Linked DNA regions of Homo sapiens: region 2 is linked to region 1. A link is a loop called in an ENCODE intact Hi-C map of the cell type or tissue named here. Cell type or tissue: endothelial cell of umbilical vein. All regions are shown on one strand.

The links. A loop is a pair of places that touch in the nucleus more often than their neighbours do. Peaks named below come from ENCODE experiments on the same cell type or tissue, not always from the same donor. Only the 100,000 strongest peaks of a DNase experiment are listed, where the experiment ranks them.
Region 2: a loop joins it to region 1, with 12 times the contacts of the local background. A loop is called at or near these places in 63 of 110 quality-filtered maps.

What each region holds. Positions count from the first base shown.
Region 1 is chr10:16,774,574-16,782,573 of GRCh38, reverse strand. RSU1 (Ras suppressor protein 1) reads left to right here. Exons shown (of 9, transcript NM_012425.4): 3 at 490-540. Among named protein-coding and RNA genes, the nearest start is that of RSU1, 39 kb to the left of the region's middle. RefSeq lists a silencer at 2,775-2,824. In endothelial cell of umbilical vein, a CTCF peak has its summit at 4,900 (motif pointing right); DNase peaks (open chromatin) are centred at 4,703 and 5,453; H3K27ac peaks cover 2,577 bases.
Region 2 is chr10:15,897,771-15,905,770 of GRCh38, reverse strand. No RefSeq gene overlaps it. Among named protein-coding and RNA genes, the nearest start is that of MINDY3, 41 kb to the right of the region's middle. In endothelial cell of umbilical vein, CTCF peaks have their summits at 3,031 (motif pointing left) and 7,560; a DNase peak (open chromatin) is centred at 3,000.

The sequences.
Region 1 (8,000 bases):
GGGCACGGAACATAGCTGAAGCAATAACACTGGCGGCCTTCTGCTAGATAAAGTTTCTGTTTGGATGAAGTGGCTTCAAAAATAATAATAATTAAAATTTTTTAGCACAAGGTAAGGCCCCTGTGCACCTCTGCCCCCTTGGCTGGTCTTTCTGACTGGCACAGATAATTGAAATGGATCACTAATGGCTGGGCAAGCAGGTCGGGGCGCCACGCAGAGCTAACTGGCCCTCGTCATGTTGGATTCTGTGACATTAATCTGATTAGCTCTAACTTGCTGAGCTAATTGCACCGTTAGTTGCATGCCTTTTCTTCCTTTGGTTTAACATTGAATAGATCGTGTTACATGAATCCTAGCTTCTATTTTGGTGAGCGATAGTGCTTCAACCTGTGAAAATAACTTTGCCGTTTGCTTTGTAGGAGTACAGGTAGAATCCGGATACAGTGATACATTTACTGACTGACCTTTTTTTTTTTCTTTTCTTTTTAGTTACCTTATCCCATATCACACAACTGGTCCTCAGCCATAACAAGCTAACAAGTAAGTGATGTTTCTCATTTGTTACAGTTTCTGACATTTAGGTAATCCTATGGCACTGCTGAGTCTGTTACTGTTTCCTTGGGAGAAACTAATGAAGAATGATTATTTGCAGAAACCTTAGTTTACTTTGGTGACACTAAGATGAGAATATTGTCATCCTGTATTTTGTCCTTTTGTAGTTAGCTCTACTTTGAAGATTCTTTTCTTTTTTTTGAGACAAGGTCTTGCCGTGTTACCCAGGTTGGTCTTGAACTCCTGGGCTCAAGCGATCGTCCTGCCTTGGCCTCCCAAAGGGCTGGGATTACAGGCATGAACCGTGGCGCCTGGCCTGAAGATTCTTTCTTATCATGTTTATAAACCAAAGAGAAAAAAAATGACATTGTTGCTCTGGAAGTGGTTCCATTCAGAGATAGTAAATGCTATGCTGACCTGAATTGCCAGACCATTGGTGAGCATTTCATGAGCAAAACTTACTTGAAAGCATTGAAAACTTGAAATTGTTAGAACAAGTTCTTTGTTTTCATTTATATTTCCTCCTCGAAAGGGAAAGTTTTAACTGTTTAATACACTTTCTGTCCCTGCTTGATGGAGGAAAAGATGCAAAATTGTATACATGATATACCTTTACATCTGCATTTTTCAAATTTTTGAGTCTGGCTTCCCCAAAAGAAAAATTCTGCTGGGTATCCATAGAGCCCCACAGTAGACGTATCTGCTTAGCATAGATGAATGCCTATTTTTATATGACTATCTTGTGTGCATGATGGGCCGTTTTCTTCGTAGAGCTGTGGCTTTAAAGATTTTAATGACAGGGACCCACGCTCCTTTCCCATTCCTAATGACTCAGTTCTTTTTGCTTGCCATTTTTCTTGCAGACTTGAATGATTTTCTAATCATGTGGCAAGAATTTGTGAAGGAGCTTTCCGAGTCCAGTGAAATTGAGCAGAATGTCATGTTGAGGGATTTGTGTCATGAATTTATGTGTGTATGTGCATTATATACAGCTTGAAGCGATGTCACAGAGCTGTTGATTATTGAGAATTAAGAGTGGCAGCAGGGTCCCCTCATGTGCAAGAAACAAGTGGATTAGTCGTTGTTAGCCAAAGCGTATATTTGTAAGGCAAAGGCAGAGTGACGGCACAGTTGTCACACTTAAGTAGTGGTGGCCACAGAAGCCAAAAGTGAGACCTACAAGTCATGTGTGGTCATTGTTGTAACAGGTAATTTATTGCCGGTTCCATTGTTTTTCTGGGAAATGGTCCCGTGGTCCACAGAGACCAGATTCTCAGTTCAGAAGGGATTCATGGTCTGTTTTGAAGCGTGGACCACGTGATTCCTAAATCCCCCAAGATTTGTGAGCAGTAATAACTGACATGTTCTGTTGTGTAGTTTAGTAAAGTATTTCTTAATTGCTAAGCTTACCATTGTTACAACAATGATACCTTGTTTTGCTTATCTTGTGCAAACCAGTTTACACAAGAAAGCAAAACTGGCCAGGATCAGTGACCGATGCCTGTAATCCCAGCACTTAGGAAGGCTGAGGTAGGAGGATTGCTTGAGCCTAGGAGTTTGAGACCAGCCAAGGCAGCATACTGAGGCCCCCATCTCTACCAAAAATCAAAAAATTAACCGGACATAGTGGGTCCAGCACCTGTGGTCCCAGCTACTGAAGAGGCTGAGCCCAGTAGGTCGAGGTTGCAGTGAGCCATGATGACGACCCTGCTCTGCAGCCTGGACGACAGAGGTAGACCCTGTCTCCAACAGGAAGAAAGCAAAACCTTTATTTCTATTATATCATTCATTGATCTCTTCTTTAAAAACATCTTTCAGATCACTGTAGTTTATTTCTTTTTACATCTTCACAAAGATAGAAATCTCAGGAGTCAATGGATCAGTTTCTTCCTCCAGGCATTATAATATTAGGTTAATTTAGAGGAGCATATTTATATGTGGAGTTACATTGTGTTGGCCATTCAGGAGACTGACTGTGAAAGAATCCAAACTTTATATTTCTGCCTTGCCAGTTTTTTTTTCCTTTTCTTCACTCCATTTGAGACACTCTTGACCTAATCCAGTAAACTCTAATTAATAGTCTTGGTAAATTCTGTTTCAAGCCATCCTGAGTAGCGTCACTGACACCCGATCTGTTTCAGTAAGGTCAAATTAGCATCCTTTACTATTTTTCTGGCATTTAAATGAATGACTTTGCTATGGTTTTTCAAGTGTTTATAGTAAATATGTCCATTTGATGGAAATATAAATATGCATTAAGTGTAAGTGGCTAGGCACACCCTGCTGTCACTTTTTATGGTAATCAGTGTCTTTCACTTTCTGTTGTTTTTAATAGGGACCAGCTGACAACGCCACATTAAAACCACAGGGACTCAAAAGATAACTCCCCCACCCCCTCACCCGGCACTGCTTTTATCTTGCAAAAGTATTCATGTTTTTCTCTTAGTATGCCAATTACACCGTTCTCTGACATTTCCACTTATGTACTCATGGAAGGAATGAATGGTTTACTCAAACTGGGACATTGATTTGGGGACACTGTTGACTCCACTGACTTAAGATCTACAGGGTTATTGAAACAGTGTGGCACGTGGTTGACTTGCCTTTTCTTGCCAGTGGTTTTGGCCTTGACATGTCTACCCAGGGCAGTAAAAGTGAGGCGACAAGGAAGCTGAAAGTGGGATCTGTGATTCTGAAATTCCTCAAGAATCTGGGAGCAGAAATTCCTGAACTTTTAAATACTGCAGTTCATAAAAATATTAATGTATTGTCAAGCTAATTGCTGTTAATGCTCCAAGACTATTATGGTGCCCCTATTTGAATTTAAACCTGGGAGCTTGGGGCAGCGTTGATGGGTTTTTGAAGTCAGCGGGGGACTTAATCTGTCTGTAGCAACTTTCCTAGATATGTATATATGCATGATGTGTTTAAGGAGACGGGAAGAATAGTTGCAAGTGAATTTTTTTCTTCTGCCTTTTTGCTATGAATGGGCAGGTACTAACTTTGAATGCAACAAAGTCATTGGCAAAGTCAGAATGCAAAGCCATCCTGGCCCAATGGGAAGAGTTTCAGATTGAAGATCCTTTCGGAAATAATGCTTTCTTTGAGCACCTGCCTGTGATGCAGTACGCACCTGGCAGAAGGCTGGCTTACTCTCATGCACTCACTGCCCCTCTCTGCCTTTCAGAAACTGCCCTAATCTGCCCCACATCCCATGCCAGCCTCTCCTCTCCATTTGCTGCTCTAGGAAGATGGATCATCTTCTGTCCCCCCGTAGCCCTGCCTCTGGGCCCAGGATCTACTCTTGCCTGCCTCTCCTCCTCCCTCCTCCTCTCTACCAGCCTCTCCCCATCCTCCCCTGGGGGCCCCCTGGCTGGTCTGGCCCATCTGAAGCCTTTCCTCCCCAAACTCTCTTGCATGTAGACTCTTTAACTCTAGCATGGCATTCCCTGTCCTTCTCTTCCTTTGTGTTTTTTTTCTCTCTCCAAATAGATGGTCAGCTTTTGTGGAAGCATGGATCATTTCATATTCTTCCTGAATGCCTGTGACTGGGCCCTTAGTGGCTTCGCAGTAATTACCTGTATAAACCGAGTGTTCATTGCTCCCAGGAGGTATGTGAATGACAGGGAAGGGCAGAGAGGAAACTGCTGGCTGGAGAGAAAGTGGGGAACATTGGGATCAGATGGTTTCTTTGGGATTAACTGGTATAGGGACTTGAGTAGATGTGGCTGCCACAGACTTCTGTTTCTTACTCGTTGTGTGCTCATTTCAAACATGGTAGAGCGTGATGCTCTAAAGATACATGACCTTCAGCCTGGGCAACATAGCAAGACCCCATCTCTTAAAAAAAACATGAGCCAGGCATCTCAGCTACTGTGGAGGCTGTAGTGTGAGGATCACTTCAACCCAGGAGTTTGAGGCTGCAGTGAGCTGTGATTGTACTACTGCACTCCAGCCTGGGTGACAGGGCAAGACCCTATCTCAAAAAAAAAAAAAAAAAAAAGGTATATGACCTTATGTCCAATAAATGATGGCCATCTCATCTTTACAATCATAGAGCCAAGGAATGATGGGCTGTGATGTGTTACTCAGGCACACAAAGGACTCGCAGCCAGGGAAACTGTTTTCATGACCGCTCAGATGCGTGGGAAGGCAGCAATAATGCCGAAGGTCATCTTCCTGTGTTTCTTTGCTTTTCCTTCCTGCCCCTGGCCTCTGTGGTTACCCTCCCTTTCAAGCCACTGTCAGCTGAGTCTTTTTTAGTCTGCTCCTTAATCCAATCCCTAGGTTTTATGGTGTTTTGGAAGTGTGAGCTTTGTAAATGCTTTCCTACTTGTTTTTTGTTTTTAAAAAGGAGTTTCTTTTGGGGACAACCATTTTAAGACTTGTCCACTAGAGGTCACTGTTGAGACACATATGTCTCCTCCAGGTTTTGTACCTAAAGATTAGAAACCACCTTTGTTGTGAGAATAAATTTTGTGCAGGCTCTCCGGCCCTGCACCACAGGGCATGTTGCTATTGCTGCTTACACAGTGCAGTTTTTACCACATTTAAGGTAAATCCTTATAGAAGGAGGTATGCTGTGTTTTTTGTTCTCCTACCATGAAAATATTCAGTTTCACGTATCATTTTTTAGTGTTTATTATGGCTACTTTCTCAAATTAGAAACATTTCTCTTCCTCCAATATCCTTACGTTGAAAGAATTATACTGCTTTCCATAGTATTTTGTATTGGGCATATTTGAGTTTTTTTTTTTAATCTGTGGAAGAAAGTTTGAAGTATTTATGTAACCAGATTTTAATTCAAAAATAACTGTAAAAATCAGGAAAATGTGTATTTTGTGCATATTTATGCTGATTCGTATACTGCTCAATTCCATTGTGTTGGGGAGAATATGAAATGAATGTACAACAGGAAATGAATTGCATTCTGTAGCAGTGATAAAACAAGCTCTGGGCATTACGTTTTTAAGTGAAGTTTTCCTTAAGTTTTAAAAAAATTTTATTCCAACAGCAAAACCCACACGTAAACATTGCAAGCTACTACTGCACTCCAGCCTGGGTGACAGGGCAAGACCCTATCTCAAAAAAAAAATTAAAAAAAAATAAAAATATGACCTTATGTCCAGTAAATGATGGCCATCTCATCTTTACAATCATAGAGCCAAGGAATGATGGGCTTAAATACGGCAGTAGTTTTTTTTTTTTTTTTTAAATTTTGTGACCCATGTGTGTTGAGGATTAGACATTCGTCATTTTGTGCAAGAAATAACCAAGGATATCTTTTTGCTCTGTGCAAACATTGAGGAGCCGACATTTATGTAAAACTTTTCAAAAGTGTGGGTCTCTGAATGTAATTGTTTAGTTTTATACTTTTAACTGCCATGTAAAACCTTTTCCTGAGGTATTGGCAGTTTTGCCTACAATTTCAGGTCTTCACTGTGACCATATCTCATCATTTAATGCATCGGAAATGGCCAGGCAGGTAGTAAACCTAAGTTTTATGGCAAAATGTGGGTTTTTTTTTTTTAATATACACTATTTCCTATTAGTTACAGCTTATGTATGAATTTAGAATTATAACAAACAAGAAATACTAAGATACCTTCTTTGGTGGTTTCAATAATTTATTTATCAAAGATAATATTCTAAGTACATAGAATTTAATACTTTTAAATTTTATGCAGATGTATACATTGATTATCTACCATAAGTCATATTATAAACAAATTAAGCAGCATATTTCACATGAAAATACTGCATTCTTAAAATTTGTAGATCCAATTATAATGAAGAAAATTTAGCAGTTTTTAAAAAGCATAATACATTGAAACCTTTTTATGCAGACATAATAGATTGCTGGGATGATTGAGAAGAATTAACTGTCTGAATTCCTGAGGACGACCTTCACCACTCTTCTCAGACCTTGCTGTTCTTAAGTCTGTAGTTATTCCCTCCTTCATAGATTATTTGTCATGCTTTATGCAAAAGTTCTTGTGCATGGCTTGTATGAAATTAAACCATGAGGGGGGAATATGTAAAATAAATGGTCTCTGTGTCATGAATTTATCTTGTGACAATATCAAAACAACTTGCTGTTCGCATTTTAACAGAGTGTAAATGTGTTTATAATACAGAGGCTTTGATCAATAACTTATTTTTTTAAATTACTGCACATTTATCAGTTTGCTTCTCTGCCATCATTAAAAGATGAGAGTTAAAAAAATATGCATAGTATCTTTGAGTCTAACAGCTATTAATTAAACAATATCTATCTGATGGTACCGGTAGTCAGGTTACCATAAAAAAGCACTGGCAGTTGGGCATGTGTTGCGATTTTTTGGCTGTAGTGAGTGAGCACCTGAGATCATGCTATGGGAGGGTCTGTTGACCCAGGAACCCAGAACCAGTGCAGCCAAGGCCAGCGAATGAAGTCGAAGACGTGTCCTGCCGGTGGCATCTAATCTGTCCTCAGCTTGTAGACTGTGGCCACCCCCCACCCCCATTCCTTTTGTTGTCAGCCCCACCAACCAAAATGTACCTGTTCTAGAATCCTTTTTCTAGAGGTCCTGTTTTGTGCTAAGCGGAAGCCAGCTAACGTGCTAATTCCTCCACAATATATTTTTAAATGGAACCACCCCAATCGTGAGAACTTCAGAACGGTGGCAGGCTGTGGAGAAAATAAGACGGGGGAGTGTAAGCCTGTCACTTTCCAACTCATAATTAGCCCATGTGCGGGGCTGATCCTGAAAAAGGTTTCTATTGCTATTGATGATAGAATGTCTATCAAACAGAATTGATTTAATAGCAAAATATTATACGTACATTTTCAGTTGATGCCCTCTCTCCTATATCACTTGATGTGTGTGTACATGTGAGTATGTGTGCAGAATGATAGAGGAGATACACTAAGAGGTGCAATACTTAGGTACATACATTCTTGTAGAGCATCTCTTCTCTTTTTTTATGTTTTTATTTTTTAGAGATAGTGTTTTTATCACCCAGGTTGGAGTACAGTGGCACAATCCTAGCTCACTGTAACCTGAAACTCCTGGGCTCAAGCAAGCCTCCTAGATAGATGTGCACCACCACGCCTGGCTAATTTGCCCAGGCTGGACTCAAACTCCTGGGCTCAAGTGGTCCTCCTGCCTTGGCCTCCAAAAGTACCAGAAATACAGGCCACTGTGAGCCCCTGTGCCCAGCCTTCTTAACTTTTCTTAAGTCACTGATCTTTTTAAATAATAGAGTGAAAACTACAACCCTGATCTGTAGAGAAGTGCACGTGATGGTTGTAATTCCAGCAGAGGCTTGTGGATCCCATTGTGTTCATCCATGAATTCTTTAGAGGTCCATGCAGCTCAGATTTAGAAACTCCAGAATCGGATGAAGATAACACTAGTATGTTTGCATGCAGTGTGGACATAGGGATGCTATTTTTTTGTTTGTTT
Region 2 (8,000 bases), 880 kb after region 1:
ACTTCAAATCATTAAGGAAATATTATTTAATAAATATTAATAGCCAACTATACAGCCACTTGTTTTCATTAAACATTTAAATATTTACATGAAAATGACAAATTCCAGAAATGTACCTGGAAAAGGGGTGGATGTAAACAGGCCTGTCTTTCCAGGCCTCAGGAATAACAGCAGAGCAAGGCCTCCAACTCTACTCTTTTGCAAAACACTAGGACGTCATAAGGCCTTCTGTGCAGAGAGCTGGGGATTAGGGTGGTGGCGGGGGGAGAGAGGTCTCAACAAGAGACAATAGCAGGGCCAGAAATAAAAGGTTGGTCCTATGTGATAAAGCAAATCTTGGGCCAATAGTGCCTGTCCCCCAAGAAGCGGACCAGCAAAGGGAGCTGCTCTAGCTTGCCACCAAGAACGATGAATATCCCCTCCTTCCTCCAAATGTAATGAGATTATCTGCACATATTCCTTTATATGAGTTTCTGTATGTTTCCTTCCTGAGAATTTATAAAAAGCCTCTTACTAGGTAAAGTATATGAAGTTTTTAACGTCTGTAATACATATATATATATATATATAAAAAACCAAGATACTTTCTAGAAGGAGTATACCAATTTTTACTCCCACCAACAGTGTGTGATGTGCTGCCAGTATTGAGTAGTAGCTTTTTTTTTATTTTAGCAAATAGGTGAAGAATTGTATCTCGCTGTTATAAATTGTATTTCCTTGTTGCTAATGAGATTCAAATTGCTTTCAACTTTCAGTCGCCTGTGATTATCCTGGTGTGTGTGCATGTGCACACAGATGTGTATGTGTGTGCAAATGTGTGTGTATCCTCTGCTTTAGACTGCTATTCTTTTAAATTGGCTATGTCAGTATAATTTCATCTCTCTACATACCAATGTCTTGTCATGCTGACTATAATGGAACTTGGTCATAAGATCACCCAACATAAGACTTCTAACTGTCAGAGGAAGGTTTTACAGACTGTGCAGAATTTACCTGTTGATAGAGGTTAATTATAAATGTTTGTTCTTTTCTAAATCTTTCCCAATGCCTCAGCGACTTGTGGAGAGATGCCCAAGATTTGGTTTAAGGTAGCTAGACTTATAAATATTTTAGATTAAGTATACAAAATACATTTATTCAATCAGGGTACTACCCCTGATTGTATAGCACCTGTACAGCACTTTTTCTTTCCATTTCAAGTCCAAGTATGGGAACAAGCTCATTATTCTAAACAATGAATAGTACTGGTACCATCTCTTTATAATTTATGTCTTGATTCAACACATAATGCATCTTTTAAAATCATACATTTTTTTCTCGTAAGGGATTCATTTGGCAGGAGACTTTTCTTAATCACATCATGTTTCTTAACAACTCAAAGAGATATTTTAAGACACTTAAATATCTTTCAAATGTTCCCTCCAATTTTTATTTTTAAATCCTTAAATTTCTACTTAGCACAAAGTTTTTCCTTACAACTATTTCTTTTTTAGAATGAATAATAATTCACTGTGAACACATTAATGTAATACTAGTGCAGATCATTTAAAAGCAGTTATTCAAAGTAATAATGCTCATTCTCAGTCTACAATCACTTGGCCACATATTACATCTTGACCCTTTCATTTATTGAGCAACTACTATAAATTGACACTATGCTCTGTCGTCATGAATGTGAACAAGACAAAGACTCAACAATCAAAGTGTTTATAATTAAGGTTGCCAGGTTTAGCAAATAAAAATATTAAATTTTTGGTTAATGTGAATTCTAGATAAATTCTTTTTAGTGTCAGCATGTTTCAAATATTTTATGGGATTTAGTTATACTAAAAAACATTTAGTGGCATGAACCCGGGAGGTGGAGCTTGCAAGGAGCCAAGATTGTGCCACTGCACTCCAGTCTGGGCAACAGAGCAAGACTGTCTCAAACAAACAAACAACAACAGCAAAAAAAATTTAGTTCATCTGAAATTCAAACTTAACAGGGCATTTCATATTTTTTCTGGAAATTTAGTTATGATCTAATAGAAGAATAATAAAAATCATGATGTATTTAATAAAGATAAAATAAACAGTTGTATTAAGCACTAGAAAATAGGAGCTTAAGCTAGGCGTGGTGGCTCACACCTGTAATCCCAGCACTTTGGGAGGCCCAGGTGAGCAGATTACTTGAAGTCAGGAGTTCGAGACCAGCCTGGCCAACGTGGTGAAACGCTATCTCTACTAAAAATACAAAAATTAGCTGAGCGTGGTGGCTCATGCCTGTAATCCCAACTACTCTGGAGGCTGAGGCAGGAGAATTGCTTGAACCCGGGAGGCGGAGGTTGCAGTGAGCCGAGATTGCGCTACTGCACTCCATCCTGGGTGACAGAGTGAGACTCCCTTTCAATCAATCAATCAATCATCATCAATAAAATAGTAGTTTAATCATGCTATGCAAATTGAGAAGTGGAAGATAAGAGAAGGATTTATTAAAGAGTTGTTTCTGAACTGGGTTTCAAGCAAGCAAGTTATATTCAGACAAATGGTAACCACTGGAGTTCCAGAAAAGGGGGAAGGCAGAAGTAATGTTGGACTCAAGAAAAGAGCCACATTTATCCTCATAATTGTGGTCCATTTGGGCTGGCAAAGAAGTTTATACTGGGAGATATAAAACAAGCGGTACCATAAATAATGTAGGTAAGTCTAAAGTGATAAAGTATGAAAAATATGCCGGGCGCCTGTAGTCCCAGCTACTCGGGAGGCTGAGGCAGGAGAATGGCGTGAACCCGGGAAGCGGAGCTTGCAGTGAGCCGAGATTGCGCCACTGCAGTCCGCAGTCCGGCCTGGGCGACAGAGCGAGACTCCGTCTCAAAAAAAAAAAAAAAAATATGCACCACATTATAGTTCTAGTATATTAATTGTAAATTCAAGGGTACAATAGTTCAACAGTACGGCTCGGTGATGTAATTTCTGTCTAGGAAAAACAGCTATTTATATCAAGAGTTATAGCCCCCTCTACTGGTCAAAAGGAGAAAAATCCTCCGTTGATACCAAAATACAGTGGTTGGACAGACTGGATATTTCATTAGAAACCATTTAGTAATATTGGCAGTTTTGTGGAATGTCTTATTTTAAGCTGCACAAGTCTTTTTATAAATACTGCAATTCAGAAACGAATTAATAATACAAAACACTCCAAAAGTTGGGGGATTCCTTTAAAGCCATTAAATGGAAAATGTTAGATTGTTCAAATGAAGCTCACTCAAGTTCTTGCTTTCCTCACCAAGATTAGGGTTCTTTTCTGTCTAATCTGACCAAAAGTCCCCAGATGGCAAACACTAAGTCTGTTATAAAATACATTTTCTAACTACCTATAAAAGAACTATGTGTAAATAAGACTTACTCTGTGAGCCTGTAGAAATACTGCTTTCATCCCAAACCCATGGAAATGAGCACTGCAAGAGCGGCTTAGCAATCTTCAGTTGAAACAATTGGCCCCGAGTGGTTCTTATTGGACCACTTTGGGAGCATTTCTCCAAAGGAAATACTCTTCAGTACACTAAACTTCTTCAGCTGCTAACTTGCTGATTGACTCCTGGGTACCCTCAATTAATCAGCACCACCTGTTTAACAAAAGCAAATCACTCCCTATTGTCTGTTAGATCAACTCTGAAATCTCTCTCTGGCAGGAATTTAATCTCTCCGCCAGCTGGTCTTGACTCACCTGCTCACATTCCTGTCCAAAGCCTGGATTCCAGCGAGGGTTCCTCCTCATTGTTCCCCGCTCTGCCATGGGTCTCCCTGAAAAAAAAAAATCACCCCTACAGGAAAATGTAACTTCTCCTCTCTTTTCAGGGTCTACCTCAAGTCTCCACATCTACTGTACTGTGCAGCTACCACCTACCATGTCTTAACTCTCTAAATCCTTCATATTCATTATGTTTTAGACTTGCTCCTCTATGTCATGTTGTATTTACTGTTTTCTTGTCAATTTCTGAGCCAATACATGTGTAGGACCCCCTGGAAGGTTAATAATTTGGTACCTTTCTAATTCATGTTAGTTACATGTTAATCCAGAAGAGATTCATGGGGTATGAGGAAGCACATAGGGCAGGGACCACAGAGCACAGTCACTACCCTACTGTTTCGAAGACCTTCCTACTTCACTCCCTAAAACACAAGCCCTACAGTATGGCGTATCTCTAAGGGTCTCACCACCCTCTTCCTCACCCTCAAGAAGCTACTTGAAAACATTCATTCCAGACACACATAGTGCATACTCTCAGAAATGATTTGTTTATAGGATCTTCTCGGTCTTGTTATTTTTCTACTGATATTTGGCATGCCCTCCAGACTGAGACACAGCAGTTGCCTGGCTAGCCTACTCTGTGGCCAGCTCTGTATATATTAAAGTAGTGCTTGGCTCCTCAGCTACCATGTTCAGATACTTTATTTTAGTCTTCTGTATGTGCAATGGGATCTGTCATAATTCAGCATACACTAAAACTGTTTTTCTTCTTTTTTTCTTCACCTTTTGAGTTTGGGGTTACATGTGCATGATGTGCAGGTTTGTTACAAAGGTAAACATGTGCCATGGTGGTTTGCTGCATAGATTATCCCATCACCTAGGTATTAAGTCCAGCATCCATTAGCTATTCTTCCTAATGCTCTTCCCCCCTCCACACTGCAGCAGGCCCCAGTGTGTGTTGTTCCCTGCCATATGTCCATGTGTTCTCATGGTTCAACTCCCACTTATCAGTGAGAATATGTGGTGTTTGTTTTTCTATCCCTACATTAGTTTGCTGAGGATAATGGCTTCTAGCTCCATCCATGTCCCTGCAAAGGACATGATCTCATTCCTTTTTATGGCTGCATAGTATTCCATGATGTATATGTACCATATTTTCTTTATCCAGTCTATCATTGATGGGTATTTAGGTTGATTCCATGTCTTTGCTATTGTGAATAGTGCCGCAGTGAACATGCATGGGCATGTATCTTCATAATAGAATGATTTATATTGCTTAGGGTATTATATACCCAGTAATGGGATTCCTGGGTCAAATGATATTTCTACCTCCAGGTCTTTGAGGAATTGTCACACTGTCTTCCATAATGGTTGAACTAATTTGCACTCCCACCAACAGTGTAAAAGTGTTCCTTTTTCTCTACAACCTCACCCGCATCTGTTAGTTTTGACTTTTTAATAATAGGAATTCTGACTGGCATGAGATGGTATTTCACTGTGGTTTGATTTGCATTTCTCTAATGATCAGAGATGTTGAGCTTTTGTTTCATATGTAAAACTCTGGATAAATACTTGAAAAATTGACCATAATCATGGACAATCATCATTATACTGCTGTCTACCATCTCTGGTTTAAGGGCATTAAGGAGGTTTTACATCAGCATTTTGAATTTGTTTATGTTTTCAGGCTGCAAAAGTACAATTCTTTAAGGTATATGTATTACTTCAATAGAAGAATGCCTTACATACCATATAGTTACTTTAGCAATTCCAAACAACCTAAAGAATTTAATTTCTAGCCATATGACTGACAAATTAACCTGACGACACCAACACTAAAGCACTAGAAAAGCTAAATACAAGTTAGCAAACATTCTTCTGGGGCAAAGTACCTAAAAATACATAAGAGAAAAAGGATATTATCCAAAAATGTCAGGTATATTTGACAAAGAACCAAACATAAAATTGGAATATTTATTAGAAAGTAAATTTACTTGTTATAGCAGAAAACCCCTAAATATTCAAACTCTAAGACTATTATATTCACTTCTTTGACATAAGGTTTGTGTCTGCAATTATGTCTCAGCCATTGTGATCCAGAACATCAAGCTATTTTGTGTATATTATATTCAGGATTGAATTTCAGCCAGGACACAGCATAGTACATGAGACATGGCAGATACCCAATAACAGTTCGCTACATTGTTTGAAATGAACAAACCACCTTAGACTAAGTACTCTGATTTAATTAGCAAGCATCAATTTGATTTGAGAGCACCTATTATCTATTAATGAAACAAAAACAGCAGAATATATATATACACACACACACATCACACACACACAATTTATCTGATGAAGTTGCACACTAGGTATACCAGTTGTTCATTGCTACAAAGCAAATTGCTACAAACGTTGTGGCTTTAAGCAATATTAATTTGTTATATCACAGCCAGGTAGGTAAGTAAGAACTCTAGGATGACCTGACTCATTCATGGCTGGATTCTTTTCATAGGGTCTCCCAGTACCGAAACCACGGTATCAGCCGGTTGGTCTATTATTTGGAGTATATGGAAGAATCCACGTCTAAACTCATCCAGATTGTTGGCAGAAGTGGAGGTCCCCGTTTCCTTGCTGGCTATCAGCTGGAAGCCACTCTCAGCTCCTAGAGGCCACCTGCATTCCTTGGCCTCTAGGAGCTGGGAGTGGTCCCATCCATCTTTGAAACCAGCAAAGATGCATCAAATCCCTTTCCAAGCTTTGGATCCCTGATTCGTTTCACCAGTCCATTAAAACTTGGCTTTTAAAGGGGTTCATGTAATTAGATTTTCTCCCTTTTTGCCGTATAATATAATAGAATTTATAATCATGGGAGTGGTATCTCATCATATGCATATTTTCCACGGCACTCAAATGGAATAGAATTACACAAAGGTAAGGACTATTGGGGTCTTCTCTAGAATTCTGCCTACTGCATGCCAAGTGTGTTACTTAGTTGGTAGTTATGCTATATATTAAAAGAAGATAGAACATGGCCAGGTGCAGTGGCTCACACCTGTAATCCCAGCACTTTCGGAGGCTGAGGCGGGCGGATCACCTGAGATCAGGAGTTCGAGACCAGCCTGACCAACATGGAGAAACCACGTCTCTACCAAAAATACATAAATTAGCCGGGCATGGTGGCACATGCCTGTAATCCCAGCTACTTGGGAGGTTGAGGCAGAAGAATTGCTTGAACCTGGGAGGCAGAAGTTGTGGTGAGCCGGGATCATACCATTGCACTCCAGCCTGGGCAACAAGAGTGAAACTTCGTCTCAAAAAAAAAAAAAAAAAGAGAGAAGAAGATAGAACATATACTTATTAATTTAACAAACATCTATAGCACTCCATGTACCAGATGCGATTACTACAAAGATTAATAAACCATAGTCCCTGCCCCCAAGGAGATTGACTTATAAATATGTCTTTACTGTGGTGAGTGCAAGAATGGAGAACTCTTGAAGATATAAGAGATGTGTCTGAAACTTGACATGGGACCCAGATGGGTACTAGCACGAGATACTAAAATCTAAGCAGCATATCAGATGGTAGAGGGCCTTGCACATCATGCTAAGGGATTTGGTTGTATTCTGTAGTTGATACAGAGCCCTTGGTAGTTATCAAGCAAGGGAATGGCATGAGATTCCTGCAAACAGCAGCCATCCAGACATTGACAATGTCACTAGCAATAAATAGTATAATACCAGCTTCAGCATATGCAGACTGACTCACTATTATCCTTACTGTTTGGGGAGAAGCAAATTCTAACGACCTAGTGGCCAAAAATATTAGTGCAATTTTCAAAGGAACCTAATTTGTTAACTCAACCATCATCTCGGCACTGAGAAAATCTGACTCAACCCGGCATCTCTTCCATCGATATTCTGTGACAAATTTCTAATTCACCATAATCTACTATGTCATCCTTCCAAACTTTCATGACTTTCCCACCCACCCTCTGCCAGGCTTTTCAACTACCCACAAAAAAAAAGATTTTTTTATAGACTAGAATTGAAGTTTTGCACACATTTGTTTTTTAAAAAGCTGCACATTTTTTACCTGCTGTTGCTTCCTGAGAAAAGGTTACAGGAATCTCAAGTAAATTTTAATGAGTTGGCTTCTTGGGTCTCAGAACTGATTTATGTAGGGAAGCATTTGAGATTTTGTAGTAAGTGCATGGTTGACATGAATTATCACGTAGGTGTACACCATTCCACATACATAGTCCTCT